Regions from separate parts of the Homo sapiens genome. Here region 2 is linked to region 1. Evidence: read pairs that join two places in POLR2A ChIA-PET (ENCODE). Cell type or tissue: MCF 10A. All regions are shown on one strand. Links, peaks and the distances in the headings refer to the core of each region. The heading gives the core; the rest is flanking DNA. Region 1 overlaps SAP30BP (SAP30 binding protein). Region 2 overlaps ITGB4 (integrin subunit beta 4).

Region 1 (5,375 bases), core at 105-5,104:
CCAGCCCTTTTTTTTTTTTTTTTTTTTTAAATCAAACGGCTACAGTTTGGTGCTGCCACCTCAATTTGTTCTAAAGGCTAGCAGTTTACCCACCATTGCTTGTGCAAAGGTCAACACGATGAAAAAGACAATGACTTAAAACGGTTTTGACTTTGCAGACCCCTTAGAAAAACTACTATTATTCTAAAACAGAAATCATGGGTCAGTGATTCAGTAGTTGTTTGAGAACTGTTTTTATTGCTCTGAAAATGTCCGTTAAGTTGTTAGCCTTATGGGGTCTTGAGCCATGTTGAGGGTGGGTTAGTATTCAGAGTAAGATGATTCAGCCCTGGCATGGTGGGGAGGAGTTCAAGCTCTGGAATGAGACTGGGGTTTTCTTGGGGAAGTCCTTTAACCTCAGTTTTTCTCATCGCGAAAATAATCATCATAATAAAATCTGTCTCATTTATTTTAAGGTTCAACTAAGTAAAAATAAAATGCAGTTGTCCCTCACTATCTGTGGGGATCCCAGGACCCCCTCCTCAGATGCTCAAGGTTCTGATATAAAATGGTGTAGCATTTGCATTTAGCCTTGGGAATCCTTCTGGATACTTTAAATCATCTTATGATACTTGATACAATGTAAATGGCTGTGTAACTAGTTGTTAGACTGTGTTGTTTAGGGAATAATGACAAGCAAAAAAGTCTGACACGTTCAACACAGACACAATTTAAAACACACACACACACACACACACACACACACAATTGGAGGTGAGTTCTGGCCATGGATTCAGAACCACAGATCCAGAGGGCCGGCTGTACTCGACTCAGTATGTCTGGTGTGTGTTTGTTCAGTAGCATTGGCTGAACTGACCATCACTTCCAGTTCCACCTGTGCACACTTCCCAGGCTGGTCATACCATGTTGTCGGCCGGTTTTGGAAGAGCAGATTCCATGTTTTAAACTGGAGTGCTCTCAGAAGAGCAGTCATAAAGGTGAGGGGACTCAAAAGCACATCACCTGAGGGAAAGGTAGAGCTGGAAGACAGAAGACTCGGGAAGAGCCGGGGTTGCGCTCTGGTGTTTGAAGGTCTGCTGAGGGAAAGGCTAAGGCAGCCTGAGGCAGACCTGAAGCCGCGCGCAGAATTCCACAGAAGTTTACCTTCATATAACGAAGGACCTTTTGTGATCTCCGGCCACAAGTGGGTTGAGCTGTTTCATAAGGTAGTGAGCTCCCTGTTTCTAGAGGTTTTTCAGGCAAGTTTTTTTTTTTTTTTTTTTTGAGACGGAGTCTCGTTCTGTCGCCCAGGCTGGAGTGCAGTGGCTCCATCTCAGCTCACTGCAAGCTCCGCCTCCCAGGTTCACGCCATTCTCCTGCCTCAGCCTCCCGAGTAGTACCTGGGACTACAGGCGCCCGCCACCACACCTGGCTAATTTTTTGTATTTTTAGTAGAGACAGGGTTTCACCATGTTAGCCAGGATGGTCTCGATCTCCTGACCTCGTGATCTGCCTGCCTCGGCCTCCCAAAGTGCTGGGATTACAGGTGTGAACCACCATGCCCGGCCTTCAGGCAAGTTGTAAGAAACGACTTGTCATCAACATCATAAAATCTGTTGGTAGAGGTTGGATTAAACTCCAGGGAGTTCCCTGGGAACCCCCTAGGAAAGGACTTGGGCATTATACATAAGCAAAGTTGAGTATTCTCTAACTTTGTTATCTGATGACTTTAAAATATGCACAGACTGGAATTGCCCTGGTTTTTATTGCTCTGATGTTTGGGGTTACCTGTGAGCACAGAGTCCCATGTTTGGGAGCGTGAGTAAGAACTAACTCTGGCCCACCTGGGCAGAGAGACTTGGTCCTGTCCTTTAGGTTGGGGCAGCAGGGATTGGGCTCTGCAGGTGCTGAGTTTGCCCCAAACTAGCGAACAGGAGATTGGAGAAGGAGGCTGGGCGTTGCATAGGAAACAAGCTTTGTTTCCTGTGTTCCATTATTTTTTCGTCTCTAACTTCAAGTTTCTGATCTTGTCTCTTCGGTAAGCAGCAAATTAACAGGAGGTGGCACTGCTGTTCTGGAAAAAGAGCAGACGTGACAGTCCTGGGGCCAGCACCTCACTCCGGGAAAGGAGTGCCTGGTGGCTGAAGTGCTTCCTCCCCCTGTTTACCTTTGGCACCCGAACATCCCTTTCGCCACTCTCCTTTGTCCATTTTTACCTCGTTTGCTCTGGACGGTTTCCCTTGTTTATTTTTTTCTCCACTCCTACAGTTCCTGTGGATGAAGCTGTTTCCATTCACTCACTGTCCCTGACACACCCTTCCTTTGAAAACAAACATGGGGGTTGAGAGCCTGGAGCAAGAAAGATGGAGCAGCCTATTGCCAGCTGACTGGGAGGGACTGGGATCGCCGGCCTCCCTGAGGTGCTGATCTAGGAAAAGATCTAGATCTCACGCTCTGATCTAGGAAAAGAATCCTCCCAGCCCAGGAGTGTACATCTGTGAAAACAAAATTCCGTCTTCTGGGTCAAGGAGGTGGCATCAGGTGGGGGTTGGGGGGAATTGTTCTGGCATTTTTTAAAAAGGCGTGTATAACCCCAGTTAAGAGAAGACATTTTTAAAATTCTAAGATCCCTAAAGTAGTACTAAAATGTGGAGCTCACAAACAATTTAGAGCCGGTCTGGTGGACTTGTGGTCCGAAGACCTGGGTTGTGCCCTGGCCTGGCTTCCCTCTGGCTGTGGAACCACAGGCCTGTAACTTAAGCTTCACTCGGCTCCATTTGGGCAGTCAGGGCCGTGAGACCCCCTTTGCAAGGTGGTTGTGACTGCGGCGTGAGAGAATGTACATGAAGGTGCTTTTCGCAGTATACAATGCACTTGTTAGCAGTGCTTGGCCTTTTCAGTGTAACTAAGTCTGATTATACGCCCTTATCCTGTAGGTTAGAAGGCGCCACGATTTCTCGGCTCACTGCCCTTCATGTCTCCATAGTTTTTCACAGACCTCTGGAACAAAAAGAAATGCCTAATGGCTGAGTGTGGTAGCTCAAGCCTGTAATCCCAGCACTTGGGGATGCCCGAGGCAGGAGAATTGCTTGAGCACAGGAGTTTGAGACCAGCCTGGGCAACATGGTGAAACCCGTCTCTACAGAAACTACAAAAGTTAGCCAGGCATGGTAGTGTGTGCCTGTAGTCCCAGGTACTTGGGAGGCTGAGATGGGAGGATCATTTGATCCTGGGAGGCAGAGGTTGCTGTGAGCCGAGATCTGTACCACTGCACTCCAGCCTGGGCAGCAAACCAAGACCCTGTCTGAAAAAAAGAAGAAAAAATGCCTAACGAATGGTTCTGTTTCTTATGTCATTAGCTTCAGACACTAAGTATTACTGTCCTCACAATTCAGTAGCTGCTTAAAAAAATAATATGTGTAAGTGTGTGTGGTATGTGACATGTGGAGTAAGGCTGTGTTTCCTGTAACAGTTTTGTTAAATATCCTGTGGCACCTTTGTGAGTTTGCTGGGTTACCCCAGGTAGTAGTCTGGGAACTGTGGCAGTAGATTGTCTTAAGAGTTCCAGAGTGGGGGCCTTGACAAGTCCTCACTTAGCCTCCTCTGGAGGCCCAGCCGGGTGAGTGGTTCTCTGCCTCAGTGGCTATTCATACCCATCCTGAAGAAGACCAGGTCTCCCAGTTGACGGGAGTTACTGACTCACAGTCTAGATGAGGATTTGTATTGGGCAGAGCTGACTCGGTAATTCCCTCACCCACTCTCCTCTCAACTCCTTCCCACTGTCCTTGCATTACTCCTGATCTTTTGAAGTACCAGAATCAAATATCTGAAAACTGCCTAAGGGGCTAATCTCCCAGGAATTTGTTGTTGACTGCTGATTATAGGAAGAACTTTGAGGAGCCTGCCAGCAATTGCATGCAGGCAGCACTGCAGGTTGAAATCTTATATTCTTTTTATTGAACACAGACCCAGAACACGGGCAGCTTCTGCAGGATTGCTGCAGAGCACAAGTGTTTCCCATCTGGGCTCCTGGTATATTCGCTGCCCTTCCAAGACTCTGGGATCTGAAAGGAAGATGCTGTGGCTTTTCATAAACAAGCAGCAAAGGGTTGCATTCCTCCTGATATTGAAGGATATTTAGGAGGGTATGTGATGTGGTATGAGATAGGAGCCCCGAGTCCTTTTGCAGCATTGCAAACAGGTTGTTTGTGTGCCTTTGTTGATGCGCTGCTGGCGAGCCCTGACAACTGAGAATTACTCTGCAGAACGAAAGAGCAAACTTGAGCTCTCAGAGCTTAAGCTTGGACTTTTTTTTTAATGGACAGAGTTATTTTTTTATAAAAATATAAAATGTTTTTATATTGTGTTTATTTTTATTTTTGTCAAATTATTGTAGCAAGATTGAGTATTTTGCAAAAGGAAAAAAAATCACCTAATCTCATGATGCTAACCATACGACCATTTTTTTTTTTTTGAGACGGAGTTTCACTCTTGTTGCCCAGGCTGGAGTGCAGTGGCGTGATCTCAGCTCACTGCAGTCTCCACCTCCTTGGTTCAAGCGATTCTCCTGCCTCAGCCTCTCGAGTAGCTGGGATTACAGGTGTGCACCACCACACCCGGCTAATTTTGTATTTTTCAGTAGAGATGGGGTTTCTCCATGTTGGTCAGGCTGGTCTTGAACTCCTGACCTCAGGTGATACACCTGCCTCGGCCTCCCAAAGTGCTGGGATTACAAGCGTGAGCTGGGATTACGGGTGCAAGCCACTGCACCCGGCCTCATACAGCCATTTTTATTCTTCTTTTATGTTTGCCTATAATAACATATGTTTTGCATCCAGCTTTGTCTCTATCTATATATAAACATTTTCAATGTTGCTGTACTGTATAATTATAATAGCAATATGACACAAATGAACAGTTAAAAACAAACACTGAAGAATTGTATGGCATATGAGGCTGGGCGCAGTGGCTCATGCCTGTAATCCCAGCACTTTGGGAGGCCAAGGCGGGCGAATCACGAGGTCAGGATATCAAGACCATCCTGGCCAACATAGTGAAACCCCCATCTCTACTAAAAATACAAAAATTAGCCAGACATGGTGGCACGTGCCTGTAATCCCAGCTACTCAGGAGGCTGAGGCAGGAGAATCACTTGAAGCAGGGAGTCGGAGGTTGCGGTGAGCTGAGATCACGCCACTGCACTCTAGCCTGGTGACACGGTGAGACTTCGTCTCAAAAAAAAAAAAAAAAAAGAATTGTATGGTATAGGAGTTATATCTCAATAAAGCTGCTGTAAGAAAAATTTATTTTATTTATTTATTTATTTATTTTTTTTGAGACAGAGTCTCACTCTGTCGCCCAGGCTGGAGTGCAGTGGTGCGATCTCAGCTCACTGC
Region 2 (5,375 bases), core at 296-5,295, 67 kb after region 1:
GATGGGGTTTTGCCATGTTGGCCAGGCTGGTCTTAAACTCCTGATCTCAAGTGATCCGCCCACCTCGGCTTCCCAAAGTGCAGGGATTACAGGTGTAAGCCAGTGCACCTGGCCTTTCTAGTTTTTAAATGTTGGCAACAAATCCATAATTAAAAACAAAGGCGGGGCATGGTGGCTCACACCTGTAATCCCAGCACTTTGGGAGGCTAAGGTGGGAGAATCACTTAAACCCAGGAGTTCAAGACCAGCCTAGGCAACGTGGTGAGACCATGTCTATACATATAATTTAAACATTAGCTGGGCATGGTAGTGCATACTTGTGGACCCAGCTACTTGGAAGGCTGAGGCAGGAAGATCACTTGAGGCCAGGAGGTTGAGGCTACAGTGAGCCATGTTCATGCCACTGTACTTCAGCCTAGGCAACAGAGTAAGACCCTGTCTAAAAAAATAATAATAATTAATTTTTTAAAAATCAAACAAAAAAACAAAGAAACAAAACCTGGCTCAGTGCAGTAGCTCATGCATGTAATCCCAACACTGTGGGAGGGCACAGTGGGAGGATCACTTGAGCCCAGGAGTTGCAGGCCAGCTTGGGCAACATAGTAAGACCCTGTCTCTATTTTAAAAAAATAATAATAATAATAAAGGCCAGGCGAGGTGGCGTATGCCTGTAATCCTAGCACTGTGGGAGGCCAAGGCAGGTGGATCGCCTGAGGTCACGAGTTCGAGACCAGCCTGGCCAACATGGTGAAACCCTGTCTCTACTAAAAATACAAAAATTAGCTGGGCATGGTGACACGTGCCTCTAATCCCAGCTACCCGGGAGGCCGAGGCAGGAGAATTGCTGGAAACCAGGAGGTGGAGGCTGCAGTGAACCGAGATCATGCCACTGCACTACAGCTTGAGCGACAGAGTGAGACTCTGTCTCGAAAAAAGAAAAAAAAAATTATCTCAAAAGTAATAAAGTCTCGCCTCCCTGGGCCCACAGGCCCATTCAGCAAACATAGGGGAGCGCGTAGTCAGCAGGCCCGGGCTGCCTGGCCACATCCTAATTTTATTTACTTCTTTTTATTGACAGGAACTGTTCTCATTATTTTTCCAATGTCCCCCCATAAAAATTCCAAAGAATAATTTTTTTCTTTTAAGAGACAAGGTCTCCCTCTAGTCCAGGGTGGAGTACAGGGGCACAGTCCTAGCTCTCTGCAATCTTGAACTCCTGGGCTCAAGCAGTCCTTCAACCTCAACCTCCCAAGTAGCTGGGACTACAGATGTCCACCACCGCACGGCTAATTTTGTATTTTTTTTTCTTTGAGACGGAGTCTCACTCTGTTGCCCAGGCTGGCGCGATCTCAGCTTACTGCAACCTCCACCTCCAGGGTTCAAGCGATTCTCCTGCCTCAGCCTCCCAAGTAACAGGGACTACAGGTGCGCACCACCACACCCAGCTAAATTTTGTATTTTTAGTAGAGACGGGGTTTCACCATGTTGGTCAGGCTGGTCTCGAACTCCTGACCTCGTGATCCGCCCACCTCAGCCTCCCAAAGTGCTGGGATTACAGGCATCAGCCACCGCGCCCGGCCATTTTATATTTTTAGTAGAGATAGGGTTTCGCCATGTTGCCCAGGCTGGTCTCAAACTCCTAGGATAACATGATCCTTTTGCCTTGCCTTCTGGCTACCCTGTTACACTTGTATAAAGATGCTTTGAGGCTGGGTACAGTGGCTCATGCCTGTAATCCCAGCACTTTGGGAGGCCAGGGCGGGCAGATCGCTTGAGATCAGGAGTTCAAGACCAGCCTGGCCAACATGGCGAAACCCTGTCTGTACCAAAAATACAGAAAATTATCTGGGTGTTGTGGTGTGCACCTGTGGTCCCAGCTACTCGGGAGGCTGAGGTAGAGCCCAGTAGGTGGAGGTTGCAGTTAGCCGAGATAGTGCCACTGCACTCCAGCCTGGGTGACAGAGTGAAACCCCTGTCTCAAAAAAAAAAAAAAAAAAAAAGCTTTGATATTTGTTTTTTAAAACATTTTAATTTCTCACCTTTTTATTTTTAAAAACTTCAACTTACAGAAAAATGGAAGGAACAGTAAAACTAGCACCCATTTACCCTTTACATAGATTCACCGATTGCTAATATTTGCTTTCTCTCTCTTTCTATATAGATAGCAACATAGAAATATAAATAGAGATGTGGACATCTGTATCTTCACATTGATTATACTAGTACCTAAAATTAGTCCATATTCCAGCCAGGCGTGGTGGCTCACACCTGTAATCCCAGCACTTTGGGAGGCTGAGGCAGGTGGATCACCTGAAGTCAGGAGTTTGACACCAGCCTGACCAACATGGAGAAACCCCATCTCTACTAAAAATACAAAAATTAGCCGGGCATGGTGGCACACGCCTGTAATCTCAGCTACTAGGGAGGCTGAGGCAGGAGAATCATTTGAACCCAGTGGGTGGAGGTTGCAGTGAGCCAAGATTGCGCCACTTCACTCCAGTCTGGGCAAAAGAGCAAAACTCCATCCCAAAAAATATATAAAATAAAATAAAATAGGTCCATATTCCAATGTCCCCTTGTTCGGATGTCCCAATAATGTCCTTTATAGCGTTTTTCCCCCCAATGCAGGAACTAATCAAGGATTTGGCATTGACTTTTGTCACGTGTCTTGACTCCTTTAATCTAGAAAAGTTTCCTGGCTTTGTCTTCCGTGACACTGACTTTTGTTAAGACAAGGTCTCGCTCTGTCACCCAGGCTGGAGTACAGTGCCTCACTGCAACCTCTGCCTCCCGGGTTCAAGCAATTCTCCTGCCTTAGCCTCCCGAGTAGCTGGGATTACAGGCACCGGCCACCATGCCGGGCTAATGACACTGACGTTTTTGAAGTATCCATGTAGGTTGCTTGCAGGCAGCTCCCTGGTTTGTTTTTTGTTTGTTTGTTTTACAACTATGGGTCTCACTTTCTGAGTTGGGTGGCATGAGGTTGCCTCCCCAGCCATCGCCCTGGCTGCTGCGCCTGGAATTGAAATCTTGCCCTGAAGTGCCACCTAGTGGTCTTCTATGTGAAGGATTTTCTTTTTCCTCCCAGTTCTTATCCTGGAAAGCTCAGGCATGCTCCACGGCACTGAAAGGAAGATGGGTGGCTCACGCCTGTAATCCCAGCACTTTGGGAGGCCAAGGTGGGCGGATCGCTTGAGGCCGGGAGTTCAAGACCAGCCTAGGCAACATAGGGTAACCGTGCCTCTACAAAAAAAAAAAAAAAAAAAATAGCCAGGTGTGGTGCACGCCTGTAGTCCCAGCTACTCAGGCGGCTGAGGGGAAGGATGGCCTGAGCCCAGGAGGTCAAGGCTTCAGTGAGCTGTGATTGTGCCCCTACACTCCAGCCTGGGTGACAGAGTGAGACCCTGTCTCAAAAACAAACAAACAAACAGAAACGTGGCTGGGCATGGTGGCTCATGTCTGTAATCCCAGCACTTTGGGAGGCCAAGGTGGGAGGATCACTTGAAGTCAGGAGTTCGAGACCAGCCTGGCCAACATAGTGAAACCCCATCTCTACTAAAAATACAAAAATTAGCTAGGCGTGGTGGCAGGTGCCTGTAATCCCAGCTACTCAGGAAGATGAGGTGTGAGAATCATTTGAACCTGGAAGGTGGAGGTTGCAGTAAGCCGAGATCATGCCACTGCACTCCAGCCTAGGTGACAGAGTGAGATTACGCCTCAAAAAAAAAAACAAACAAAAAAAACACAAAAACCTGAACCTCGTGTAAGTACTCCACCCAGCAAGCAGGGATGGTCTCTGCAGTGTCCATGAGGTTGGGAGGGAGCGTGTGGCCATGACTCTTGCCTCAGCCCCCAGCCATGACCCTGACCCTGACCCCCTCCACTCCCAGGACTACATCCCCGTGGAGGGTGAGCTGCTGTTCCAGCCTGGGGAGGCCTGGAAAGAGCTGCAGGTGAAGCTCCTGGAGCTGCAAGAAGTTGACTCCCTCCTGCGGGGCCGCCAGGTCCGCCGTTTCCACGTCCAGCTCAGCAACCCTAAGTTTGGGGCCCACCTGGGCCAGCCCCACTCCACCACCATCATCATCAGGGACCCAGGTAGGCAGAGCCTGGGGGTCGGCTTAAGCAGGAGGAGAGGGAAGACTGGGGGGTCTCTCAACTAGGTCTGTCAGACTTAGCAAATCCAAACACAGGACGCCCAGGTAAATCTGAATTTCAGGTAAACAACATACACGTTGGTAGGATAAGTATGTCCCATGCAATATTTGGAACATACTTATCCTTTTTTTTGCAAAATGGGCTGGGTATACTGGCTCACACCTGTAATCCCAGCATTTTGGGAGGCCAAGGTGGGAGGATCACTTGAGCCCAGGAGTTCTAGACCAGCCTGGGCAACATAGTGAGACCTCGTCTCTACAAAAAATAAACAAATTAGCTTGGCATAGTGGTGTGCACCTGCAGTCCCAGCTATTCCGGAGACTGAGGTGGGAGGATCACTTGAGCCCAGGGGGTCTGGGCCGCAGCAAGCTGTGATCGCACCACTGCACAGCACCTGGGCCATGGAATGAGATCCTGTCCCCCAAGAAAAAATAATCTTGTTGTTTATCTGAAATTCAAATGTAACTAGGCATCCTGCATTTTATCTGGCAACCCTACAGCTAGAGAGGCTGTTGTCACCACACAATAGGAATTCTCCCATCAGACCCTGGCCCTTTGGCTTCAGCCTCAATTCCAACTAACATGCAGATGCTTGTGGAAGGAAGGAGTGGGCCAGTTAGTTCCTATCAGCCCTCAGCCTCCCAACTGGGAGAAAGCCTGCCAGGAAGATGGGAGAGGAGGGAGATACTCAGGGTACAGTGTGGAGATGGGGTGGGGAGCAAATGTTCTCATGTGGAATGTTCCCTGAGCTGCCAAGGGAGAAAGGGGCAGACCAACTCCCTCCCGCTTCTGTTCCTCCAGAGACCCTCCTGGGTCCTCCGCCAAGCTTGGCAGGATGCTCTATGTGGCAGCAATGGGGCACCACCAGGTCTCCAGAGACGCGGGTGGGCAGGTCTGAGTTGAATGCGCTGGGTAGAGCGCCCTGGGTGTTGAAGTGGGTCTCTGGCGCCCCCTGGTGGTGAAGGGGGATCTGAGTGGTTGCCCGGCCCCAACCTGACCCGTTAGATGAACTGGACCGGAGCTTCACGAGTCAGATGTTGTCATCACAGCCACCCCCTCACGGCGACCTGGGCGCCCCGCAGAACCCCAATGCTAAGGCCGCTGGGTCCAGGAAGATCCATTTCAACTGGCTGCCCCCTTCTGGCAAGCCAATGGGGTACAGGGTAAGGCGGGGGGCTGAGGGTCACGACAGGTGGATGGGCGGTCTGGCACCAGCACTC

The links. Peaks named below come from ENCODE experiments on the same cell type or tissue, not always from the same donor. Only the 100,000 strongest peaks of a DNase experiment are listed, where the experiment ranks them.
Region 2: POLR2A ChIA-PET joins it to region 1 with 20 read pairs; 25 of 35 experiments call an interaction of 5 or more read pairs at or near these places.

The regions. Positions count from the first base shown.
Region 1 is chr17:75,677,749-75,683,123 of GRCh38, forward strand. All of the region lies in intron 3 of SAP30BP (SAP30 binding protein), which reads left to right. Among named protein-coding and RNA genes, the nearest start is that of SAP30BP-AS1, 4.4 kb to the right of the region's middle. In MCF 10A, for the core only: a CTCF peak has its summit at 2,042 (motif pointing right); DNase peaks (open chromatin) are centred at 2,273 and 3,733.
Region 2 is chr17:75,744,951-75,750,325 of GRCh38, forward strand. ITGB4 (integrin subunit beta 4) reads left to right here. Exons shown (of 40, transcript NM_000213.5): 27 at 3,891-4,095; 28 at 5,161-5,318. Among named protein-coding and RNA genes, the nearest start is that of GALK1, 18 kb to the right of the region's middle. In MCF 10A, for the core only: CTCF peaks have their summits at 3,040 (motif pointing left) and 5,113 (motif pointing left); DNase peaks (open chromatin) are centred at 3,031 and 5,091.